Regions from separate parts of the Homo sapiens genome. Here region 1 is linked to region 2. A link is a loop called in an ENCODE intact Hi-C map of the cell type or tissue named here. Cell type or tissue: MCF 10A. All regions are shown on one strand. Links, peaks and the distances in the headings refer to the core of each region. The heading gives the core; the rest is flanking DNA.

Region 1 (12,737 bases), core at 2,506-10,505, 69 kb after region 2:
AGAATCCTGGGTATGACCAGATTGACTTTAAGAGTCTCATAAGGGCCTGGGGAAAAGATATCCTAAAATATTAAGGTTATTTGGCCAGTTATTTTTCACAACTAGTTACTTTAGAGCACTAAAGGACTACTTATAGAATAAATTTTACAACTTGTTCCTATGTATTGGACCTGGAAAATAAAGTAACATAACAAAACAAAACAAAAAAGCAATCACCAACAATCCTACTATCCTACCTCAACAACCGCAATGATTTGGTTCTAGTTTTTTACTACAGCTACATGGTTTCCATTGTGCTGACAAGATGGTTTCGTGTTTACCTCTTCTTCTGAAGCAGTGTCTTCTTGTCTTGCTTTTCCATACTATTCTGATCACTTACAAAGACCTTCTAAAGTTGAAGTAGTATAAAAGTATAAAATGTTGCCTTAAGAACTAGATCCTGCTTTGACACCAGTCCCAAATATCATCCTCTAGATAGAAAATCACCGAATCTTTCTGCTGGATATCAGGAAAAATAATTAGAAATACCAATTAATCCCAAAGAAGTGTAGAAACATCTGCATTAAAACAAAAAGATCGTTCTGTGTCTCTTTCTCCTCCATGACAGGTAACTGAATGGTTCACATCAGGTAAGCAGAACATCCATGTCCCAGACAGCAGGGCGGGGAGGAGCCCTCACCAGGAAGAGTGTCTCTCAGCTGTGATCCCAGCACTGGGGCTGAGGATGGAATCACTGCTGACTCACTAGCAAGCACCAAGCTGCTGGCTGAGCTATCATTTCCTATAACTCATTCATCTGACACTGCAGAAAGCAATTTCTCCCCATGCCCCACCCCCTACCACTCTAATCCTCCCAAAATAAAGCCCTACCACTAACTGCTTCCTGTCTCTGCATAAAGCTGTATTTCTGAAAAAAAAAAAAAAAAAAATTACATTCAGACTTGCCATAGTAGTTATAAATGGAGGCATTTAATGTGATACATATTGCAAAAGCTGGGTGGGGGAGGGAAGAATCTGGAAATACCTGAAAGCAATGTACCAGGAAGGGGATGTCTTTGCATGTAAACCCCTCAGACTACTTAGCTCTGACTTTACATAAGAAGATATATCAGGAGTCCAGGGGTCAGTGAAATCATGATACTAGTTATGCTGAAAAAGGGCAGGCCAAGTAGCAGGATGAAATGTTGGAAAAAAACATGGATCTTGAGATTAGAAAAATCTGAGTTCAAACTTGCTTGTGCCATTTACTTCCTGGCTCTTGGGCCCTGTTTAAATTGACTTTATCTCTTTAAGCCTCAGTTTCATCAAATGTAAAATGGGAATAATTATCTTTATTACTTCATAGGCTCTGTTTAGGATTAAATGAGATAATCAGTATGAGGCATCTAACACAGAGCCTGCTCCGCAGTAAATCTTTAGTAAATTTTAACGAATATCATCATGTCTATTCTGGTTACGTCTTGTCTGGCAAAAAGGTGGAAAAAAAAAAAGCAATGTTCATTCCTTCATCTTGTACAACTATTTGCTAAACTGTTTATGTATACCATCCAAACAATGACAGGGGCATTCTTAGAGGATAAGGCACACCTTCACAGATGTACAGGCCTCCAAAAAAGAGGAAACCATCTTCCTCACACGCAAGCTTAGGGTAAAGAACATTCCTACATGAAGTCATTCCTGTTTGTGACACAGTCAGAGAGCCAGGATGCCTGACTAGCTATGTTTATTCAGTTTTTGGTATTTTATATGAACTTCTCCCATACATTCCTAATGTTAAATACTAAATATGATGAGGAAAGCTCTTAATGGGAGTTCAGAGCTGCCAGAACAACCAGGGCGTGAGTGACAGGATACTTGGGAGAAGGGAGGTACATGGAGCTTAGTCCCATACTCAGCATTTGATTTTACCTTATGGAGACTTGATGATTTTATATAATATTTATACTTATATTATTATACATAATATATTGTTATATTTATATTATATATTGTTATATTTTTATAATTTTATATTTGCTAATTTCATACAGCTTAAGGCTCTATAAAAATGAGAGTATAGCTATAAAGAAAAGTCAAATTTCTGGCAGTCACAAGTTTAGGTCCCACCAAGAAGGAAGAGTTCCAGTAAATAACCAAAGGCTATCATTTGGGCCTCTGACAAGCTACACTCTAGAAGAGGAGAAAAATGTGAGGTAAACCATGTTTTACAAAAGTTCCAATCCAATCCAATAAGCTAAGTCCCAGACTGAATGGATATAATCTCCCACTCTAGCTGCTTGCCAGAAAAGATAAGATTACACTTCTTTAGAAAAAGATAACATCATCCAGAGACTACAATTATTTACATACATTGCCCAACATTCAAGTAGAAATTATCAGAAATTCCAAAAACTGCAGCTAAGAGAGAGAGAAAAAACCACAATAGAAATAGGCCCACAGGTAACCCAGATATTAGAGTTACCAAACATATGTTTTGAAAATAACTGTGCTTTTTTTGTGCAAGAAAAAAAGATGACAACATGGAGAATTTCACCAGAAAACTGGAATCTATAAAAAAGAATTTAATAAAAATTCAACAACAAGGCTGGGCATGGTGGCTCACGCCTGTAATACTTTGGGAGGCCGAGGCGGGGGGATCATGAGGTCAGGAGTTTGAGACCAGCCTGACCAACATGGTGAAACCCTGTCTCTACTAAAAATACAACAATTAGCCAGGCATGGTGGTGCACACCTCTAATCCCAGCTACTCAGGAGGCTGAGGCAGGAGAATTACTTGAACCTGGGAGGCAGAGGTTGCAGTGAGCCAAGACTGCACCACTGAACTCCAGCCTAGGCGACAAAGCGAGACTCCATCTCAAAAAAAAAAAAAAAATCAACAACAAAAAAGCACAATAAATAACACATCTTCTTAATAGATGTGTTTAGCAACATATTTGTCAGAGGTAAAGAGAAGATTAGTGAGTAAGAAGACAAACAAATAGAAATTATCAGACAGAAATATGGAGAGCAAAAAGTTTGAAAGAAACAGACAAGAGAGTAAGAGACACAGAATTTTGTGAAAGAATTAACATACTGGAGTCCCTGAGACTGCAGAGAGAGAAATGGACTAAAGCAATATTTGACAAGATAATGGCTGCACACATTTTCAAAACTGATATGATTATAAGCCACACATTCAAGAAATTCTAAGAAGTTCTAAATACAAGGAAATAAAGTTAGACACATCATAGTAAAAATGCTGAAACAAGGAAAATTTTAAAAAATATTACACACTAAGATACATTACCTTCCAAAAAGCAAGAAAAATATGGACAGCTGACTTATCAGTAGAAACAATGGAAGCCAGCAGACCATAGAATGACATTTTTAAGTTGCTGAAAGAAAATAAATTTCCAGCCTAGAATTCTACAACCTGTAAAAATATTCTTCAAAAATGAAGGCAAAATAAGGATGTTTTAGACAAATAAAAACTCAGATTTGTTGTTCCAGATGCAAACTAAAAGAAATATTGAAGGAGAGTTCTTTAGGCAGGGGAATTTATAGGGAAGGTTAATGCAAATTTTTAAACTTTAAAAGAAAATTTATTTTGTATTTTTAGTAGAGGTGAGGTCTCACTATGTCGCCTAGGCTGGTCTCAAATTTCTGGCTTCAAGTGATTCTCTCACCTGGGCCTCCCAATGTGTTGGGATTACAGCCATGAGCCATCATATCTGGCCACAAGTTCTTGTTATGGTTATAGCATAGTAGCCAAATTTGAAATTAATGAATCCCAGATAGAGAAAGTGGTATATAGTCTTTGTCTCCCTGAAAACTAGATAGTTCAAAGGAAATTAGAATGTAGAAATGGGGTAGACCTACTTTATCGCTAGCCCAAAGAACCCAGAGAGATACCATGTTGATTTGAAAGCTATCCTCTAGCTCTCATCCCAAGATGCCACTATACAAAGAGTATCTGCTTAGACTCTCCTACTCCACCTGCCTCAGGATCTGAATGTGGAGTTGGTTCCTTTTAGTTTCCCGATGACTCTTCCAGACCTTTGGCCTCCATGATCTTACAAAAAGTCTTTGGTCGAAGTCCTGCCCTTCCTCCTCTCTTTTACCTGATAGTTTCCCAGTCATTTCCTCTAGCTTTACGAAGACTTTACTAGCCTCAGCCCATGGTTCCATATGGAGACTTCAGCCTCAAAATCATAAAGCAATGCATTGTGTGCTCTGATGCTAACCTCTTATTCTTCCAGCTTGCTCATACTGCTCTACTTTCTCATCAGGACCTTCAGCCCACTAACTGTTCTTTTCTGCTAGTCAGTCTTCTCTGATCTTGACATACCTCTTTATCCATCTTAGGTTGTCAATGGTCAATCATGTCCATTATTCTGCCTGTGCTCCTGACTGCCCCATCCTCTGTGTCCTTGTCAGCTTTTCTTGCAAAGTCGTAACCTTGGATGAACTCTGCCACTCACCTTCTGCACCTTCTCCAGAGCAGCTGAGCACTAGTTGAGACAAGCACACTCTAGGACAACTCGCTAGTAATGTAACAGAATTCTTTGTCATCAACTACAAATAGCATCAAAAACTCCATGGAGATCCTATGTTTCTCAATTAAATTAGACCACTCCCCAAATCCATAAATGTAAATTTCCCACTTTCCTCAAGGCCCTGATCTGCTATGTCTCCACACTCTGCTACTTACATTCCTCCCTCCTGCCCCACAGCTACTTCACATAGAATATGAAAGCTGTAACATGGGAGCTTCCTCAGTTTTCTCCTTTCCCATTGCCAAATACATCAACTCTTTCCCATGTGCTTATTTTTTTTTTTTGACAGTGTCTTGCTCTGTTGCCCAGGGTGGAGTGCAGTGGTGCAACCTTGGCTCACTGCAATCTCCACCTCCCAGGTTCAAGCAATTCTCCTGCCTCAGCCTCCAAAGTAGCTGGTATTACAGGCGTGCACCACCACGTCCAGCTAATTTTTATACTTTTAGAAGAGGTGGGGTTTCATCATGTTGGCCAGGCTGGTCTCAAACTCCTGACCTCAAGTGATCTGTCCACCTCGGCCTCCCTAAATGCTGGGATTACAGGCGTGAGCCACTGTGCCCAGCCCCAATTTAAAGCAATTGGATTGCTTTAAATCCAATCCCTTCACTCTTTTCTGGAATAAAAAGACGTTGATTATATTTCTCTCTTTCTGGTATTTTCTGTAACTCTTAACCATTTAAGTACTGTCCATCAGCGCTGAAATTTGTCCATGTCTCCCTCATCACACACACAAAAGGAAAATACCTCCTGTAGCCCTGATCCCACTCAAGCTATCACCTGGGTCTTCACTGCTCTTCACTGGCACTGAAAGAAACTTTGCTCTACTGCTATAATTTCCTCACCTCCTGCTCATTCTTCTACTTTCTGTGTTCTAGTTCCTCTGTCAGTAGAGACTGATGACCTACAAGTACCTAAAGGCAACGGACATTTTCCAGTCCTATTTCATTTGACTGCTCAGTAGCTTTAGAAGCAGTTGACAGTTCACAGCTTTTCAAAACACTGCCTTTCCTTGCTTTTCCTCATACCACATTCTTCTGACGGTTTACCCACCTCTCTGTCTGCCTGTTTGTTTCCCATTAGTTTTCTAGATACAACAAGAATGATCTTTTCAGAATATAAACCTAATCATGGCATCTCATAATCCTCCAGTAACCTTCTATTACTCCTGGGATGGAGCCCAAATCTTTTAAATGTGGCCTTCAAGGTTTTTCAGGTTCTGAGTCCTGCCCCCTCTCACAAGGAGTCCTGTCTCACCTTGGGCCTCTATCCCTCTTGTGCTTCTAACACTCTGTCTCTGTTTTCAGCCCTGGAATATGTCATGTCATGCCACCTACCAAGCCTCGCTCCTCCTTTCCCTCTATGGTGGCCCTTTCTGCCTCCCATCCTTGGGCTAGTTAAGTCCCCCTAATTTTTTAGAAAATAGGGAAGATTTTTTTTTTCAGTCCCTTAGGTCAAGTATATCTCACAGTTGTCAATTCCTAAGACAACTGTAAATCAACTGTGAATAAAGGAATAAGCAGAAGAATGAACCATGTGTCCTGAATCACCACATCCCCGCTGAATCTCTTAGCGCAAGGTTAGCATTTTGGACTCCAGTTTAATTTAGATTGATTTAGTACCACTAAACAAACAAGAGAGGGCAGCAGACCCAGGGGGGATGGGCCCCTGGGGCTTCCACTTCCCAAGAGCATGGACTTTTTCTGCTGAGAATGCTGTAACTAAAGGAAGAAGAGGGGGTGGAACTAGACCTGTGGCACAAAGAGCACCATTCACTCTGTAGTCTATGACATTTCAGGGGCACTGCTCTTACTGTAGTCAATGAGAATGATGGCACCTGGTGTCACAGGAATTATCCATTTACCAACTATGGGTCATGAAAGCCCCAAGAGACTAAACAAAAAAGGAGCAGTGGGTTTAGGTAAGTTGAGAGAGGGCAAAGAGAAGCAACTTGATTGCTATACCTTGGAGCCTATCAAGACAAGGAGGGTTGTAATTGAAGATCAATTATAAAAGGGAGGTTTAGGTTTATATAGCATTCATGTGCCTAGATTCTAAGCAGTGTGTTCTGGGCAGGGCTTTAGATCTTAATGATCACCGTCAGTATTTAATCAGAATGGTATGACAGCTTGGCTGACACCACAAGCTTTGGAATATAAGAAGGTCATCTCCACTGAATTGCAGGCCTTCTTTCACCTTCCATGTGTGGTAAGAAGACTAGATTATTAATCATCACTATATATACAGATTCCAGGAGACCCCGAAGTAGAGCTGGGGCAGGCTACTCTGGGCCCTTCTGAAAAGCATGGGTGCTCCTTGCCTCCAGGCTCACCAAGTAACTCTTGGCTGATGTGGTGTTTTCAAGGAGCAGAGGCTTTTTCATTTAAGGAATCGGTACTGCTACCCCACCCTCCACCACATGCATGCAGCTTCTGTGTGCAGGTGTCACATCTGAACAAATAAATACATCCTCTCTCGCTGTGGGCCATGAGGAGATTGCTGAAAGGCCCCAACTCTGAGACCCTTCCTCCTTCTAGGAATGTGGGTTCCCAGGTTAGAGGAAGAGGCTTCTAGCACTGTTATGTTACTGACACTTTATAATTAACCGTCTAAAACTCTGCCCCATGGCATGTGGAGGAAATGAAGCAGCTCTGTGACTCACCTTCCACACAGCTGAAGCCCTGCTGACACATCAGAATCTGTGAAATGTGCATTCTGAAGGAGCAAGGAAGGGCCTGACAGGAGCAGTGGAGACTCACACCATGAGGAACAAATCAGGGATGATTCTTCTCCCACCGACACTGGCAGCAAGAGAGGAAAGAGGCCAGGAACCAGGAGATCTGGGGTCACAGACTGGCTAGCTAGGTGGCCAGAGACAAGTCACTTCACCAATCTGGACTGATTTTATGCAATACAAGGGGGCTGCTAAATTAAAACTGTAGAAACCTGTTTTTTCTCTAAGAATCCATGTTCTCCTCCTGATGGCTAGAGGGATTCCTACTTCCCTATCTAGTGGGATAAACATCCTGGTGTAATTCCCACTGCTCCAGGCTCTTTCTCCTCAATATCCAAGCATTTCAAGTCACTATCATTATAAACAAACAGCCATTCCCCTGACCTTGAGGCTGCCTCTGCTTTCTCTCTCTCCCACTTCCTTTCTCAGCCAGGCTTCTTTGAAAAGAAGCCTGAGTCCATATTCTCCATTTTCTCACTTTTCATTACATTTGTAGCCCACTCTAGCCTAACTTTAATGACTATGCATCAACCACCTAATTGCCAAATCCAAGGCAATCCTCATTTTAAATCTTCCTTCATCTCCTTGAGGCATTTAATCTCAGTGGTCATTCCATCAGATCTTCAAACTGCACCTGTGACTCCCCTAGTTCTTCCCACCTCCCTAGCTGCTCCTTTTCATCATCTTCCCAAATTTGTCTTAACATGCTTGCCCGTTGGATGTGGTTCTTCCCAGTTCCATTCCGGGTCTCTAGGGATGTGCTCACATGACACTTACCTTCTTCACTACCACCAATTCACTAATCCCAGATCACACGTCCACCACACACCAGTTCCAATCCAGCTGTCCAACTCCCTGCTAGATATTTTGACCTTCGTAAAATATAGGCATTTTAAATTCAGTAGTCTAAAATTGAACTTAAGATACTTTGCCTTGACTTCTCCTGCTGAATTTCCTGCGGAGCATAGGTTTAGAGCTTGGAGTACCTGGCTTCCAATGTAAGCACTACCATTTACAAGCCATGTGACTTTGGGCATGTTACTTAACTTTCAAATTTTCTTGTTTTCCTGCCTGCAGTGAGGATAATAATATTACTAATATTATTACGATTACTGAATGAGATAACCTATATAAAGCATGTAGCCAAACCCCTTGCGCCTGACAAGAGTCCAGTAATTAGGCCGGGCGCAGTGGCTCACGTCTGTAATCCCAGCAATCTGGGAGGCCAAGGTGGTCAGATCACTTGAGGTCAGGAGTTCAAGATGAGCCCAGCCAACAGGTGAAACCATTTCTCTAGTAAAAATACAAAAATTATCTGGGCATGGTGCTGTGTGCCTGTAATCCCAGCTACTCGGAAGGCTGAGGCAGGAGAATTGCTTGAACCTAGGAGGCGGAGGTTGCAGTGAGCTGAGATCACACCACTGCACTCCAGCCTGGGTGACAAGAATGAAACTGTATCTCCAAAAAAAAAAAAAAAAAGAAAAAAAAAGATTTACAACTATTATTATTGTTATTGCTATTTTTTTTCATGTTCTTCTCAGGCACTTGTGTTTTAAGCCTGGGAGTCTTCCTAGACGGCCCCGTCTCCATCATCCTCTCCTTTGAACCTGTCAGTACATCCCATTGCTTCTATCTTTTCATTTGTCTAGAATTGACTCTTCATTGGTTTCTGTTCTCCTAGACTTCTAGTGCATTCTCCACAATGCCACCAGAATGATCTTTCTAAAACACAAATGCTATCATGTTACATCCCTGTCCAAAAGCACTTTAATGGTTCCCGAAGGCCTATGTGTAAAGTCTAAATTCATTTCCAAGATTTACAAGATCCTTCACAATTTTATTCTTTCTAGCTTCTCCATCTCACCTAATGATACTTCCCCACCTGGATCCCTAAGCAGTGTCTTCTGCACACGCTATTCTTTCTAAAACGTCCTTCCTGAAAACTGTCTATTCACCAGCTCAAAACTTACCTGGCCCTCTCCCCTTTCTCATTCTTCCCTCTTCAGCCACACTGCTCTGCTCAGGACAGCTAGTCATACTATGATATTGTATAAATACTTCCATTGCAGAACTTGTCACTCCACAGCAATGTTACTGATTTTCACATTTTCTCTATTGGGCTGTGCTACTCAAAGGATCATTTTCCTCTTTACTGCCAGGATCAGGCACAGGGCCTGGCACCTGGCAGGTCCTCAGTAAATACTTGATGAATGGAGGAAGAAATAAAGAAAGAAGGTAGAACACTGACAGGACTTCGCTGTGGCACACAGGCCACATCAAAATGAACAGCTCTCCACCATCAACCCAACAGCGAATCTTGAGTCTACCATCATTCTCCTGCAGCGTTGGCACAATATCCTCATTAGCCTCCAGTTCATGAGCTTCAGGTGCTGCAAAACCAAGAGGTTCTCTATAAAAGGCAACAGATGCCTCTTTTCACACCTACCCATCATTAACAAACTGCCCACCAGAAATGGGCAACACAGGCCAAATAACTAAATGATTTCTGTCAACCTCCCCATCTCCACCACTGAAATTTCTGCTCACTTTGCAGCTTTCCCAGAACAAAGGGAAGGAAAGCAGGCTATTCCTGAGATTAGAGAGTGGATATATGGGACTGGCAGAGAAGAATCCTATGTGACTCTTCACTACCTAACAAATATAAAATGAAAATCAGCTTGCCTAATGGCTGGGTTATGCCTAAAATTCTGCAATGGGAAATTCTTTTCTTTGGCCAATGGCCTTTTTTCTAGTTATAAATTAAGTAATGATAGAACATACCATAACCAGAAACCAGTATGAAGACATTTGTAAGATCTGATCTTACCCAGCATATCAGAACATGCTGGATTCTGACAGAAGAGAAAAAAGCGCAGGTGGTAGTAGATACTATGGGAGAGAAGAAAGGGGAGGCTGGGGCTATGGAAGTCTGGGTGATCCTTATTAATGCCTTGCTCTTAAAATCAGTGTTTTCCTCAAAGTTGGGTCAATTTTATTTGAGTTATATTTTATGTACATGATAAAGCTGTCGACTTAAGTTTTCTGAAAATTAAAAACCTCTTATGCAAGGTTTTCACTTTAAGTCTGGATTTTCTTAAAGCAAAGCACACCAATATCTGAATCAGTAATACTTTGGTTACATATTAATAATTCAGAAAGGAACTGAAATTAAAAAGAGTTGGGCAGGAAGGGACAGAAAACAGGATCTAACCTGTCTTTGCCAATTCTAAGCAAACCTGGACAATAATCCCAGCATCTGACCTGTGATCAGAACCACTGCTCTGGGGACCATAATTCTAGCAACAATTTGCCTACAAGTTTTTGCCTTTCTGCCCTAACTCAAATTGAATAACATTCATTTTAAAGCAAAATTGTCCTAGAAACAATCCTCATTAACAGTGAAAATAATACAAGAAACTAATGAGAATATGAGCCTGATATGTAAGCAGAAAATCTGCTATCCGGGAAGATGACAAAATATATCAGCCTCTTAAGACATCAATATAATAACTTGCTTTGTGAAAGTATAATGCACAAGGAACCTTCTACAATCGAAATATATATATATATATATACACACACACACACAGCAGGAGACTGTTGTGGCAGAAATGAACAATCGTGTCTCCTTTTTTCAGGGGAACCGAAGGGTTTTCAAGGCTAACTAATGACAAGAGAAATGGAAAGCCTTCTTTTTTGGTTATCTCCTCCACAGGCATATCCCAGCCAGACTGGGCTCCTCCCCTTCAGCCTCCAGGAAAAGGAGCCATTCTAGACAAAGGAAGGGCTCAAGGTTCCAAGGGATGACCCAGATGCCAAAGGACTCAGCCTGTCTGTGGAACACTGGCTTATTCTACCAGATGACCTGCTGAGGCTGCCATATGGCCTGCATGTGACTTTCTGTTCAGGATATTAGGGCCTGGGTCTATGCCTGGTTCTGCCCTTTGGGCTCGGATGACAGAAGTAGAGTATGTTTGTTCTGATGCTACTGACTTGTCTGATGCAACCACCGTGTAGCCATAGCTTTCAATGTACTCCATGAAGCCTTTCCAGGCTTTCAAATAAATGAACAATACCCTGGCAAAGAAGGACTGAGGATGGGCTGCTGCTCCTATTCCTGTCTGACAAAGGTCAAGCAGATAAATTGAGGGACTTATGATCCAGGAGTAGTGAAGCCAGTGCAGAACCCAGATGTCACAACAGAGTTCAATGATCTATGTTAGCATCACTGCCAACAACAATGGGATTTCACTCTATTTTAAAAGGCTCACATCTTCAGGTTTGATATTCTGCAAAGTGCCTCATCAGAGGTTCTCAGGTGATGTCATGCTTTAAAACAGTTGGTGATGAGTTTACAGAAGGGTTAAAACTCTAATGACCCAGAGGAAGAGAAGTGAAATTTTAAAAGCCAAGAATTTTTAGTCCCAAGTCCTTTGGTTTTCGGTCACCAAAAATAAGGCCTTTGTATTAGTATTTGCCTTCTGTATTTGAAAATACAGTAACAGTTGCCTGTCTCTAACAAACGTAGAGAAAGATTACTGATTGCTCAGAAAGATTTAGAGCATTAACCTTATCAGGATTCTGTAAGTCAATCCTAACTTGTTTTTTAAAATGTACTTCCTGGGTGAAGGGGACATGGAACTCTCTGTACTATTATTACAACTTCCTGTGAGTTCATAATTATTTCAAAATAATTATTTTTTAAATGTATTTTTTCCTACTGATGGAAATGTGGCCCATGGTAAGTTAGGTTCCATTTGATAGATCTGGACTAAAAATGGAGCTGTAACTAAGAATGAGAATAATAAACAGCCCAGGTGAATTTTAAGTCCTGCAAAGCTCAGGGAGCGCCCAGGCTAAGCCTGAGTCAGTGCACCTGTGCATTACCTGCAGCCTTTTGTCTAGGCTCTGTATCTGATGGACTATGAACTTCTGAAACCTCTGGGTCCACAGAGGCAAAATGGGAGTTTAGGTCAATCCATGCAAGTTCTTAAAATCTCAGTTCCTAATTTTCACTAAATTGATGCAAGACCAAGAGGGTATTAAGCAAACTCAGCCCTTGCTGCTGTCAGGGATGGAGGCTGACAAGCGTTGAGCAGTGGCGTACGGGGTAGAGAACATGGCTCTGGAGCCAGGCTGCCCAGGTAGGTGCCCCAGCTTTGCTGCGCAACCAGTGATCTGACCTTGGGTGAGCTAGTTCACCACTTGGTCCCTCCATTACCCTGTATGTTGGGGATAGGATCACACTAGCAGCTACCTCATAGAGTTGCTGAGGACGGAAGGAGTTCTTGAACCAGAGATCCTGGCACATGGTAAGCACCATAAAAATCACTATTAGACCAGGTGAGTACCAGGAAGCCTGTTCAAGGCTAAAGGTACAACTGTGAGGAAGGGTGTGTGGTTCTAATGCCAGAGATAATTACGCTTCAAACCCTTATCTACATTTGTTCTCACTTTCCTTATGAATCACC
Region 2 (12,737 bases), core at 2,538-10,537:
TGGCTTTCACATCACTCTGATCTGCACTTCTGTGTATATGAACCATAGTTGGAAGTCAGATATGGCTCTGAGGTCAGTCATGGTCACTGTTGCTCCAATTTGGGTGGCCAAGTGTCTCTCAAAACATGGCATCTTTCTAGTGTTCCTGGGAACAACCTTTCCCTAAGGGTTTATCTTTGGCCACATGTGTTCATGTAGCATTTGCAGTGGTGTTCTGGAAGGGCTCATAATAGCTAATGAGAGCCCATTGTCAAATATTCAGGAATTTTGTGACCCAGTTTTTAAATCACAGTTTAAAATCAGTCATGGTGGGAGTATGCACACCATGGAAATTGACAAATACTATAAATCAGGGCTTCCCCTGCCCAATCTGAAATCAGTTTACCAGCACACCACTGCATTCGGGTAACTAAAATAAAAATAATACAAATAAAGGGATATTTTTAAAAACATAGGTAATCTGGCAATGTTTATTATTGAGAACACTTTAAATTTTTTTTTTTTTTAAGATTCAGCCGAAAAACCACTCAAACAGGTAAGTGAAGATTGCCTAGAGGAAATGAAAAAATGCTACATATAAAATAAAAAGGTTGATAAAATAGCCTTTGTCAAAACTAAAAACTTCTCATTAAAAAGTACTGTTAAGAAAATAAATAGGTAAGCTACAGACTGGAGAACATAGTAGTACTTTATCTAGAATGTGTAAAAATATCTATAAATAACCAAAGCATAAAAAGATAACAGCTCAATAATGAAATGGAAAAAATATTTGCATAGAGAGTTCTCGAAACAAAATATGCAAATGGCCAATAATCACATGGAAATAGGATCAACATCATCATAAGGGAAATAAAATTAAGCCTGTAATTGTGTTAGTCCATTTTGTGTTGCTGTAAAAGAATATCTGAGGCTAGCCAGGTAATTTATAAAGAAAAGGGGTTTATTTTGGCTCACAGTTCTGCAGACTGTACAAGAAGCATGGTGCCGACCTCTGCTTCTAGTGAGGTCTCAGGAAGCTTACAATCATAGTGGTTGGTGAAGGTGGGGCAGGCGTGTCACATGGTGAGAGAGAGAGCAAGAGATAGAGGGAGGAGGAGATGCCAAACTCTTTTAACCAGCCAGCTCTCATGTTAGCTAATAGAGTTAGAACTCATTCTTTACTGCAAGTAGGGCACCAAGCCATTCATGAGGGATCTGCCCCTGTGACCAAGACACCTCCACTAAGCCTCACTCGCAACACCAGGGATCATATTTCAACATGAAATTTGGAGGGGACAAACATACAAACTACATCAACAACAAAATGTCACTTCACATCTGTTAGAATGGCTAACAAAGAGGGCATCAAGGATGTGGAACAACCAGAGCTCTCATATTGTGCTGGTAGAAATGAAAAACGTTGTGAGTACTTTGGAAAACTGTTTGGCAGTTCCTTTTAACGTTAAACATACGTCTACTCTTTGATCTTGCAATTCTACTCCTACCCAAGGCAAATGAAAACATACCTACAAAAAGACTTGCATAAGAACCTTTATAGCAGCTTTTAATCACAATAGTTCCAAACTGGAGACTCCCCAAATGTCCATCAACAGTAGGATGAATATACACATTGTGTTACATGTATATAATGGAATAGGACTCAGCAATAAAAATGAATAAATCATTGAGGCATACACCAACATGAATGAATATTAAAAACCTGTTAGGCAAAGGAATCAGACACCAAAGACCACATACAGCCTGCTCCTGTTTATATGAAGTTCAGCAACAGACAGAACTAATTTTTGAAATGAGAACAGAGTTGACCTTGCAGGGGATGGATTTGGTTAGGAGTAACTGGAAAGGAACATAAGGCCACTTTCTGGGATGATGGAGATATTCTGTGTCTTGATTACGGTAGTGGTTTCACGGGTGAATATATTTTTCTAAGCTCATTATCTATATGTAAATTTAATTCAGTAATAATAAATTTTAAAAATAGAAATAAGCGCCGCCCCCCACCCCCCACAAAAAAATAGCAACTTAAAGAACCAAAATGAAGTATTTAATCAAGTCTCAGGACAATGAGGAAGTAACATCTTATGTGGTTTAATGATAATATCATACAGAGTGTTAGACTGTAAGACAAAAAGAACAGATAGCAGAAAGCAATTTAACCTTCTACTATTATACATTTAGCATGATATTATGTTCAAGCTCTCCACCAATCATTTTGTTTTATATTAATGATTCCCCAGGAGAAGTAGTTTCACTTCTGGCTTTTTAAAAGTAGTTTGGCCTGTTTACTCATATTAGTAGAAACAATACATTCAATAAATCATCACAGCCTCCCACGTTCCTTGGCTGGCATAAAGCTGCTGACTGACGGTGTAGCCGCCAGGCTCTGTAGGACCTGCACCACCAGGCTTGCTAATTGCTACACAGCCAGGCAGATTTGAAGAGAAGATTATAGGAGAGGAGGCAGGGAGATGAGGAAGTGTGCCAGGAATTATGGAAGATGGTAAGGGCAGCCGAATCAGCATTTCTGAAACTAGGTGTGGTTTGTCTACCTTGATGTGCACATGGGCACCACTGTACTCACAGAACAACATGGTTTCTGTGTTTTTCATCAATATGAGCAGTGTCCGTGGCCATTTGACACAGTTTTCCCAAGTCCCAGACTTCTGGGATAGCTTTGGCTTAACTATTAAGATAGCTTCAGCTCATTCCTCATTTTGATGACCACACTTTAACTGTTTTTGGGGACATTTCTGAGAATTCCTAGATGGTCCCCATGTGTCCTGGTGTCAACTGACAGCATTCTCCCAGCCTGGCTCACTTTCCCAGTCCTCTCTGGCCTCTGGGTCCCTGTGACCTGCAGTGTGAGCACAGTGTACCCAAAGCAGCCTTGTCACCAGGTGGATCCTAAACTTAATGGCTCTTCAAGCTCTTTTAAAGGCATGAGGAAACCTGGAGAGTGATTGTAGCATTTGTTGTCTTAGTCTGTTCTGGCTGCTGTAACAAAAATACCATAAACTGAGGGGCTTATAAGCAACAGATGTTTACCTTTCACAATCCTGGAGGCTGGAACATTCAAGATCAAGACAGGTTTGGTGTCTGGGGAAGACCCACTTCCTAGTTCATAGAGGGCCATCTTTTTGCTGAGACCTCACATGGTGGAAGGGGTAAGGGAGCTTTCTGGGGTCTGTTTTATAAGGGCACTAACTCTATTCATCAGGGCTCTGCCCCATGATTTAATCACCTCGCCAAAGGTACCACCTCCCAATACCATCCCAGCAGGGTTGGGATGTCAACACATGAGTTTGGGGGAACACACATTGAAACCACAGCAGCTGTGCAACGTCACAGTTGCTGAGCTCTCAGTATTGGCAGATCCCCATCATCCTGTCCTGAGAGCTCCTTCCTTGGGCCCTGGCTTCCTCATCTTATTGCTGGCACCTGTGCTTTCCTTATTGAATCTCCTTTCCACTCTTCTCTTCCCCACCCTGTTACTGAGACCGGAACAGAGGAAAGGAAAAACTCATTTCACATGACAGCAAGCTCTTGTCATTATTATTGCCTTACCGTGCACAGTAATTTAGGTTCTCTTGTCTTAAGAACCCCATTCCTGGCCATGCCCTTGCCTCTCTAACCAGGAATCCTTTAAATAAAAGTGTCCTGCCCTCTCTCTTAATCTTTGCACACCTAGACACCCTACTCACTATACTCAAAAAGCTGCCTTCAGTTTCATAAAATAGTATTTTTGGCTTCCTTTTAATTCATTTTTTATGAACTTTGACTTTGTTTTCCTGATACAGGGGATAGTTAGGTTAGATGTTTGTGGAAGTTCAGCATTCTATAGAACATAGTTTAACTTACAATAAGAGAAAAAGGAGAGCACACAGCTCAGAGCCATCCTGTCTTCATTTCCTTCTTGCCTGGCTGTGTAGCCACTTTTATTTTTATTTTTTTATTTTTCAGGTGTTACTTTAATTTTTCTCTATTATGGGCACTGAGGTTGGATAAGCATGGGTCTGCCTCTGTCACTGCTTCCTCCAGGCCAGCAAGGCCCATGCAATGGAACTGAGCTAACAGACAGCAGTTCTGGCCACAAAGATGACCCCACTCAGCAGCCAGCCCGTGATGAGCCTGCACATTCATGTTCAACACTTTACCGCTGGCTGCTTGCTTTTACACCAGCTCTCCTATCTGATCCCACATGAGAAGGCTGCTGGAGGAATCAAAGTTCTCTGTACCACTAAGTTTAGCCTTATCCAGTGTTTTCTGACCACTGTTTTTTGAACCCTGATCTCCCCCAAAAATAGGCTTTGCCAATTTTTTCATATCAAATAAGAAAACTCCAAGGCCACTTGCTCTTCGCTCTGGCCTCCACTGCCTTGGTTTTATAATGTAGCAAACCCTTCTTCCACAAGACGCCTGAGCCCTGGGTGAAGCTGTTTTCAAGGAACAGGGTCACACATGGCTGCCCGGCCTGGCAGGCCTGCAGGCTTGCTGGCTAAGGCCAACTATAAACAAACCTGGATTAGCATTTTAAAACAGGTTTCACCAAAAGGATAACTATTTGTCATAGAAGAAAATACTACTGATTGGAGCACACTCAGACTGCCTTTAGACATTCTCCCATGCCTGTGTCCTACTTTCCTGGGGCAGTATTACAATATTTACCATAAAGCTGAGCATGAGCGTGGGGTCTGTGAAGTTCTGAGTTTACTGGCATACTGTCTTTCTTCCACTGCAAGAGATTAAGAAACTGGAGCTGAAAATGAAAATGTTCACTCACATTTTCTACACCAGCACACCAGAGGAGACAGCAATAGCTTCTTCCTTTTTCTTTTTCTTAAATAAATAGCACAAAGAATTGCAGCCAGCCAGCTCAGCTTGGGCCAACTTTAAAAGCCCACCACCAGATCCCCACCAAGATAAGCAGCCCCCACACGGAGGTGATCCACCATCATCTCTGAGAGATAACTAGGAAAAAAAGGAGAGATGCTTTTACAAAAATATCATGATTTGGCTCCTGGAGAAAAGGAAGGGCAAAATGCAAGTGGTGTTCCTTCTTCTCACCTTGGTGGCTTCCCCAAGTAGAAGAATTAATAGGCTTAGGGCTTATTAAGGTGAAATCAAAAGGAGAGAAAGACAGAGAAACTGTAATAACAATGGTGCTAGAGACTCTGAGGGTTTCCAGCAGGCTCATTTGTTTCAAGGAAGAACATTTAGGGAGAGGTGGATCCCCCTCTGTCTTCATTCAGCTTCAAATGGAAGAAGAAAAGCAGGAAGTATATAGCTAATATAGAAGGTATGATCCAAAATGTTGAAAACAATTCCACCTTTTCTTGCATAAACATTTATTGAATGTGTATTACGTGGCCAGCACTGTGATTGATATGGGTGATATTAATGAGATTCAATCATTGAGCTTATCTTTGTGAAAGAAGCCCTTCCACTTGCTGAACTGCTGAGACAGCCTCTGACGATTCGAATGAATCAGATGCTAGCCACAGTTCAAATGTCCTGTTGTGGACCATTTCTGAGCCTCTGTAATGGAGTTGCGGCAGTGATTTCAGAATCAAGCTAACCTACTCTAATTTTGGAAGCATTTATCTTAGCCTTTCCACCCCCCTCCCCACTTTCTACATCTGAATTGTTTGCACCACACTGATATCACTTATGTGAAATGCTAACCAAATTTCTTTCCCACATTCGACCTCAGTTTCTCCATATGTGTTGTTATAAAATCATCTGGTTCTGAGTCATTCAGTCTCTTGGCAGATGCTCAGTGCACTTGAAGCTAGTACGTGCTTGTTTGAAGTCCTTATGGTTCAGTCCTCCCTGTCTGTCAGTCAAGTGTATCTGCTTAATATCTCTATACGTTATCTCTATAAACACGCCTGTTGAAAAAATAATCTCCTGAAATACCAAGCTGATAGTATCTTTTCCAGCTATTGGGCATTGTTTTCTGTTTAATGAATAAAAAGTTTTCAGAAATGTGCATTTTAATTTACGTCCAGGACAGACTGCTGTCAGAAAGATCTGCTGGAATGCTTTCCTTTGAAAAAGAAGCTGGCAATGTAATACAACAAGCAGCTGTAGGCGGCCACATTATCTGCCTTGTCTTTTTCAAGCCTAGCCATGGGGTGTGTGTGTGTGTGTGTGTGTGTGTGTGTGTGTTTTGGTTGAAAAGTTGGAATGGAAATGAAACGAGGTATTTTTGCAGAAATTAAGCAATTACTATTTGCTGATGTAATGTCAATTCATAAGTGACCTCTGAACAACAACAAAGCACATCACTCGAAAATTTAAAAATAATCACTTCACTGAGCAAGCAGATGTATTTGTTTAGGTGAAGCATCCAAGAGTTACCTGACCCCTCCAGCTCACCCGTACTGCAAAAGATGGGGCCCCGTGTACCCATCAACCCGAAGAAGGACTCTGAAACCTCTATCGCCTACAGCCCGTGGGTTCTGACAGCAAAGTGAATCACTTCTGGGGAAGACAATGACTTGTTTACTTTTCACTGAATTGAAAATTGAAGATATTTCATAATAGGGTCTGGGAAAATTTACCAGATGTTTCATTGCACTATGTTCTCCTGTCAGGTCCACAAGATATAATGCTGAGAAAGGCTAATAAATCAAGGTGGGTATGAAAAGCTTAGGGATAAAATTCATAAAAACTTGAACTGCGGGAGGACACCTTTTCTCTAGCTGCTAAAATATGAAATTTCTTGACTTTTTTGGTGCTTCACAGATAAACTAATATAAACTATAGTTCTCATTTTTACTCATTTCTCCCTGCTTTCCTTCTATTCCTTTCTGCTCCAATTTAGCCAATCTAATGTCTAAATACAGAATAGAAAAATGTGTCTTCTAATTTACTTTAAAATGATGACTGGATGAATACGTAACCACTGCTCTGAATGGAAGACTTCGACTGGAAGACTTTTTCACATGACCCAGGGAAAGGCACAAAGAAACAAAGCTTGTGATGCTCTAAAATAATCAATTCATTTGGCCAACACCATGCACAGAATGGAAAGCTTTTGCCTCATTTTTCTTCCCCCCGCCTTCAGATTTTCAAAGTGTTTTATAAAAGCAAGTGCTAATAAACTGTGGCATTAACTAGAGAACACTGGTGCAGACTTTATTCTGGTCATCTGTTACTTACTTCGGGCCACTGTCTGTGCCATAGGAACTACAATCCCAGTTGTCTTAGTTATCTATTGTTGCATAACAAATCATCCCAAAACAAGAAATACATGTTATCTCACACTAACTTTCTGTGGGTCAGGAATTTGGAAGCAGCATAACTGGGAGGTCTGGCTCAGGATCTCTTGTGAGGCTGCAGTCAGATGCTGACAAGGGCCGCAGCAAATGACGCTTGACTGGGGCTGGAGGATCTGACTCCAAGATGGTGCACTCACATGGCTGTTGGCAGGAGGCCTCAATTCCTTACAGAGTGGATCTGTCCATAGGCTGCCCAAGAGTCCTCATTCCATGGCAGCTGGCTTCTCCCAAAAATGAGTGCTCCAAGTGAGAGAGTGAAAGAGAACTAGCAGGGGAATCCACAATAAGCTTTATTACCTAGTCTTTAAAGTCACACACTGTCATGTCTGCTTTATTCTATTTGTTAGAAACAAGTCATGAAGTCAGCCCACATTCAAGCAGAGGAGAATTAGTCTCCAACTCTTAAAGGGAAGAATATCAAAGAATTTGTGGACATGTCTTAAAATTATTCCACGGGTTGAATAGAATTTTTAATTGGTGCAGTTGACAGTGAGATCTCAATCAATACCATACATTGAAGAAAAAGAAGAAGAAGAAGAAAAGAAAGAAAAATAAAAATAAAAGCACAGCTTTGTTCAGGCCACTCCTTATCTTGCCTCATGAACTTCCATCTCAAGTCCCACCCGCAGACCTTATTTCATTCTGACACTGCTCATGGCTTTCACTAACTTCCCCCTAACTCCAGCTGTTGATCTGTCATTAGTAAATCTCAACAACATTCCAACCTGTTAGAAAAAAAAACAATAAGGCAGAGGCTCAGGTACCCCTAAAGTCTGGAGTCATAAGAAAATTAAAAATCTGTGAGTTCAGAGGACAGGGGTAAAGTGTATATGGAAAGAGGAGGGAAATTCTCCACAGATGGGACTGTTTTATCTGATGCATCCTGGAGTTCTGAGAGGTGTTGCTAAGGCCTCCCAGAGGTTGCTCTTGGCTCCTCCTAATGCCAGGGTAGGCAGCTCAGCTCTCCTATGTGTATCCAGCCTAGTGGATTTCTCTCTGGTCACTCCTCCGCAGCTTCACTGGGCTTCCTGGGCACAATGCTTGCAGCCTCTATTCAGAAGTAATCATGGTACTAAATCACTCTCTGCCCATTATCATCCAGAGCCTGTCCATAGACAGCTTTATCTCCCACCAGGAAGTCTGTTCTGATCAGCCTTTCACCGACTTCCTTTCATGCTTGCAAAGGGCAAGAAAAGTGGCTTCAGGGACTACCAGCTCACAGGGCACAGTCAGTGGTAATGGTCTTATCACTCGGCTACCTTCTCCTCCTTCCCAAAGGGAGCAGCAGTTAGTGTATCTGAGCCAGAGAGTCTGGCTGAACCATCCTATTACTGTTTTGTATAAAGCACTTACAGAATTCCTCGAGGGGAGAGGAGTCTCCAAGGGGAACTTGTCTCATTAAACTGCTGCCTGCTTTCCAAGCAGCCAGAGAGGCTCTGAGCAGGGAGATGCGACATTTGGGGGCTTGGTCATGCTAATGCAGTAACCTCTGGGCACAGGGACAGCATAATGGGGGAATCACTTCAGAGGAGAAAATGGGAAATGCGCTCTTCTCCTTTGCCCCATTTAATGGGGTTAAAGAAGAAACAATGACATTTTTATAGTTGTAAAAATGTGTCCAGTATAGATGCTTCTAGGTTCCTGTACCTAAAAACTCTTTATGATTTGTTCTATTCTTTCTTTTTTTTCTGGAAAATTCTCCACTATCTCTGCTCTATATTATTCTTTACTTAGCCCTAGATAGATTTTTAAAAAATGGCTTCTGAAGATGTGGTCTTTTAAAAGCTTGGTGAAGAAAGACCAAAAATTTCTTTAAAAGGCCTCTGGCCACAATGTCTTTCATCTTTGATTTATAGGAACCATTCAAAGGAACTCTCTGGAAAATAGCTTTTGGTGTTTGCTAAGAAAGCACCACAGAAAACAAGCCAACTCCCAGGTTGACAGGATGCTCTCTGCAGAGGACTTGGGGATTGCATTTTCAAAGGCTTCCAGAGCAGGCTGATGAATCTGGAGATGATGTATTCTGGATGCCAAATCATTAGGGAGTTCACTCTACTGGCAGCGTTCAGTTTCAGAAACAGGAGATGTAAACCTTCAGCACAGTGGATGGTATGTCAGGGTATGACTTCTGAATACCATCCTGCCCCACAGTGGGGCTGGCAAGTTTCTACTTCTCCCCTATCCAAGCTGCTTAGCCCAGAGAGGAAGAGCTCAGTTTGCCTCCTTCTTAGATGGGGATTTTAAACAAGTGTTTACACATTTACACTAGGTGGCCTGAGTCAGGGGCGGAGTGAGCTGGTAATGGTAGTGTGTCACGCACCTGTGGCACACCACCTTCCAATATTAGAGAACATCTGGATATCTACAGTTACCTCAGAGAGGGCAAGCTGCACTTGGCAAAACTGCTCTACTGACCGTCCTTTCCCAGGATCGATTCTTCCTTTGGTGACAGTGCATAGAGCCCTGGTCATTAGAGCTGTAAGCAAATACTCTGATCCTCCTTCTTTAGGACTTTTGGTAGAACTATTTTTTCCCCACCTTCTTTGAAATAAGGTGTGGCCATCTGACTATCTGACTTGCTTTGCTCAGTAAAATGTGGGAAGAAATGATTATGTCACTTCTGTGTTGAAGCTTTAAGAGTTATTACATAATTCACACTTCTTTTACCTGCCAAGGTAACTGGTGATGGTTTCAGTGATTGCTGCTGCCAAAGGGAGAATGACTTGGATTAGATGCCCTGCCAACCTTTGATGGACATGTAGGGAGAGTGAGAAATAAGCTCCTACTGTTATAAGCCACTAAAATAATTGGCTTGTTTGTTACTGCAGCACAGCTTGTTCTGTTTTTCCTGATTCCCACAATCCCCTCTGGGAAGACAGGGACTTTTAGTTGCCAGTGGAAGTGCATTTCATGGAGATAATCTATGTTTGTAGGGACATCTCTCCAGATGAGGGTTTGAAAAGGTCTCATCTCCAGTCCAGCGAACTGTGGATTATCTAGGCCACAGGAAAGAACCAAGTTTTATACAAATTAGCTTTATATTGATTGTGCCAGGGAGGGATAGGGAATTAACCACTTTTTTCAATTGCTTTATTAAAATATATGATTAAATGAACCGGTCTTTCTTCCTAGGTTTGTATGCAATCTGTAACCTCTACAATATAGTATATATGCTATTCCCCCTCTTTATCTGAATACATTTTATCCCTTGAATAGGATTGGGGTAGAAAATCATGAGCTAGTCATACTTAAACAGTAAGAAATCTGGAAGCATTCTTGTCTAGAGCATAACTATTTTCTTAATGAACACTTAACATCTATCATCTGCAGAAAAGACTTTGAAATAGATCTACTTTAGGACCAATAAGAATAAACAATGTGTTATAGACAGTGGCTTATCACAATTTTGTTCTTGTGTGCTGTGGGAAGTATTGTGTGTGAACAGTCTGTATAGTAAGGTTTGGTATACATGAGCTATGATTATGATAACTTTACAAACAGAGAAAACTCTTGGCTATGTATGGAATTGTTAGCCTGAGTTCCCCAGAATAGAGCTTAAGGAAGAGTTTGAATGCTAATGCTTCCTTGGGAGATACAAGTCCAGGGCATAAAGAGTTAGTCAAGGGAAGTTGACACAGTAAGTCAAAGGTGGTAGTTTCTGAGCCAGCCATAGCTACACACACACACACACACACACACACAGCCACTTTTTTGGAGGGCTCTGGAGGTAGCATGAGGAACCACTGCACCTCAGAACTACCTGTCAGCAGGAGGATAGGAGCAGAGTTTTCCTGTTGGCTTCTTTCTGCCTCCTATCTCTTACTGGCCAGGAGTCTCACTGAGGTAATTCCACCCTCCTCCCCTCTTTTGGCAGCCTGTGTTACTCAGCCTGTCTGGGAGAAGGCTAATCCCCAGCTCCATGGCTGGTTTCATTCACTTCCCCAAAATAAAGAGGTCCCAGGCTTTCATGGATCGAGTAAGTTCTGTATAGGATGCCTGAGCTGCTGCCAGTGGTGATAGGAAATGGGAAGACAACAGCCAGGGATCTCCACTGAGCAAAATCCGAGACCTAGGGACAAGTAGGGCCGAGTGATCTGGGAAATTATTAATACATAATCTGAATCCAACAAAGGTACTTGGTTTTGAACTGTGAGAGGTATATGTCTATGTGGAGGAGATAATTGCAGTCTTTGAAATTTTATTATATATGGGCAATTAAGTGCTTGTAATTATAGATGGATGTCAATCTGTTTTGGAGAGCTATAGAGCTTTTCAGAAAAAAAGAGCTTGAATAAATCTTAAGTTTAAGACCAAGAGATTACAGGCTGTGTCAAAACTGCTACACCTTGAATATCTAAGTTGTTGGAAGTCATGAGGCCCTGTTAGCCTGCTGAAAACTTTGAGAGGGTTTGAGATTTGAATTAATTCTACAAGAGAGTGATCAGTAAGTTCTTCATGGCAACCTTTTCAAAGCCAAAGGGCTAGAGATGACACTCCTCACATTGCAACAAGTAGGGTTGTCAGTATTCATGCATACACAAACATGCAAACAAAACCAAGCTATTAGGTTACTGATCACTGAAATAGCTGCAGTAGTAGACTATGCCTACTTAGTCCCAGAAATCATCCAAATATCCAAACTGTGGGTATCATATACACCAATGAGTCTGACTTACTGGAATGCTTTCCAAGATGCGAGATGATATGGGAATAAAGGGAGGTGTGGTCCAGTATGTTTGGAAATCCTACATGCAATGCCTAATCTTGGAACACCTCAGCAACATCCAAGGCTCCAAGATGTCTCACTGTAAAGAAGCCTGCTTACTGCAGCATTTCCCAAACTTAGGTCACGGGAAACCATTCCTTTTTCTATAACAATTATCCCCCTTCCTTGAAAACTTCCTGTGCACAATTCTTAAGAAACACTGAGGCAAACTCTAGACTGTGTTGAAAGGCAGTGTGATGTGGTAGGAATTCAGGCAGCTGAGAGCCTAAACAGGGTGCTCTGGGCCTGCTTTGACGTTAACTCTTGGTCACTTAAAAATCAAGTCATACAACCACACTCTGCCTCAGTTTCCTTCCAAATACAAATAGATAGTATGTTATGACGCTGCCAGAAGGACCAGATGAAGGAGTAAATGTGAAAGCATTTCGAAAATTTAAAAGAGAAGGAAGAGCAAGTGAAGTCTCCACTCTTCAAATGAACAATGTGGTCTATGATTGATTCAGTGAGCACTTTCGTTTTTACAAATGAGTCCTGCACTGATCTGAGTAGGTTTTGTCTTTTTCAACAGACGCTGACATAGTTTTATGAATGCAAACAGCCAAGGAGAGCAGATGTTGAGTGGTTGCCAGAGTGAAATGAGGAAGCCCTGCTGCCAGCTTCCCACCAAAAAGCAGGTGCTTAGACCATTTTATTTAAAACCAGCTCTTTGAATGCACTATGTGCTGAAT

What was found. A loop is a pair of places that touch in the nucleus more often than their neighbours do. Peaks named below come from ENCODE experiments on the same cell type or tissue, not always from the same donor. Only the 100,000 strongest peaks of a DNase experiment are listed, where the experiment ranks them.
Region 1: it touches region 2 in a loop (2.1-fold over the local background); 2 of 110 quality-filtered maps call a loop at or near these places.

The regions. Positions count from the first base shown.
Region 1 is chr15:47,745,089-47,757,825 of GRCh38, reverse strand. All of the region lies in intron 1 of SEMA6D (semaphorin 6D), which reads right to left. Among named protein-coding and RNA genes, the nearest start is that of SEMA6D, 34 kb to the right of the region's middle. In MCF 10A, for the core only: no CTCF peak of the experiment used is centred there; a DNase peak (open chromatin) is centred at 7,215.
Region 2 is chr15:47,814,017-47,826,753 of GRCh38, reverse strand. The region is part of intron 3 of LINC01491 (long intergenic non-protein coding RNA 1491); the gene reads left to right. Among named protein-coding and RNA genes, the nearest start is that of LINC01491, 26 kb to the left of the region's middle. RefSeq lists enhancers at 12,215-12,284, 12,305-12,384. In MCF 10A, for the core only: no CTCF peak of the experiment used is centred there; DNase peaks (open chromatin) are centred at 5,753 and 6,453.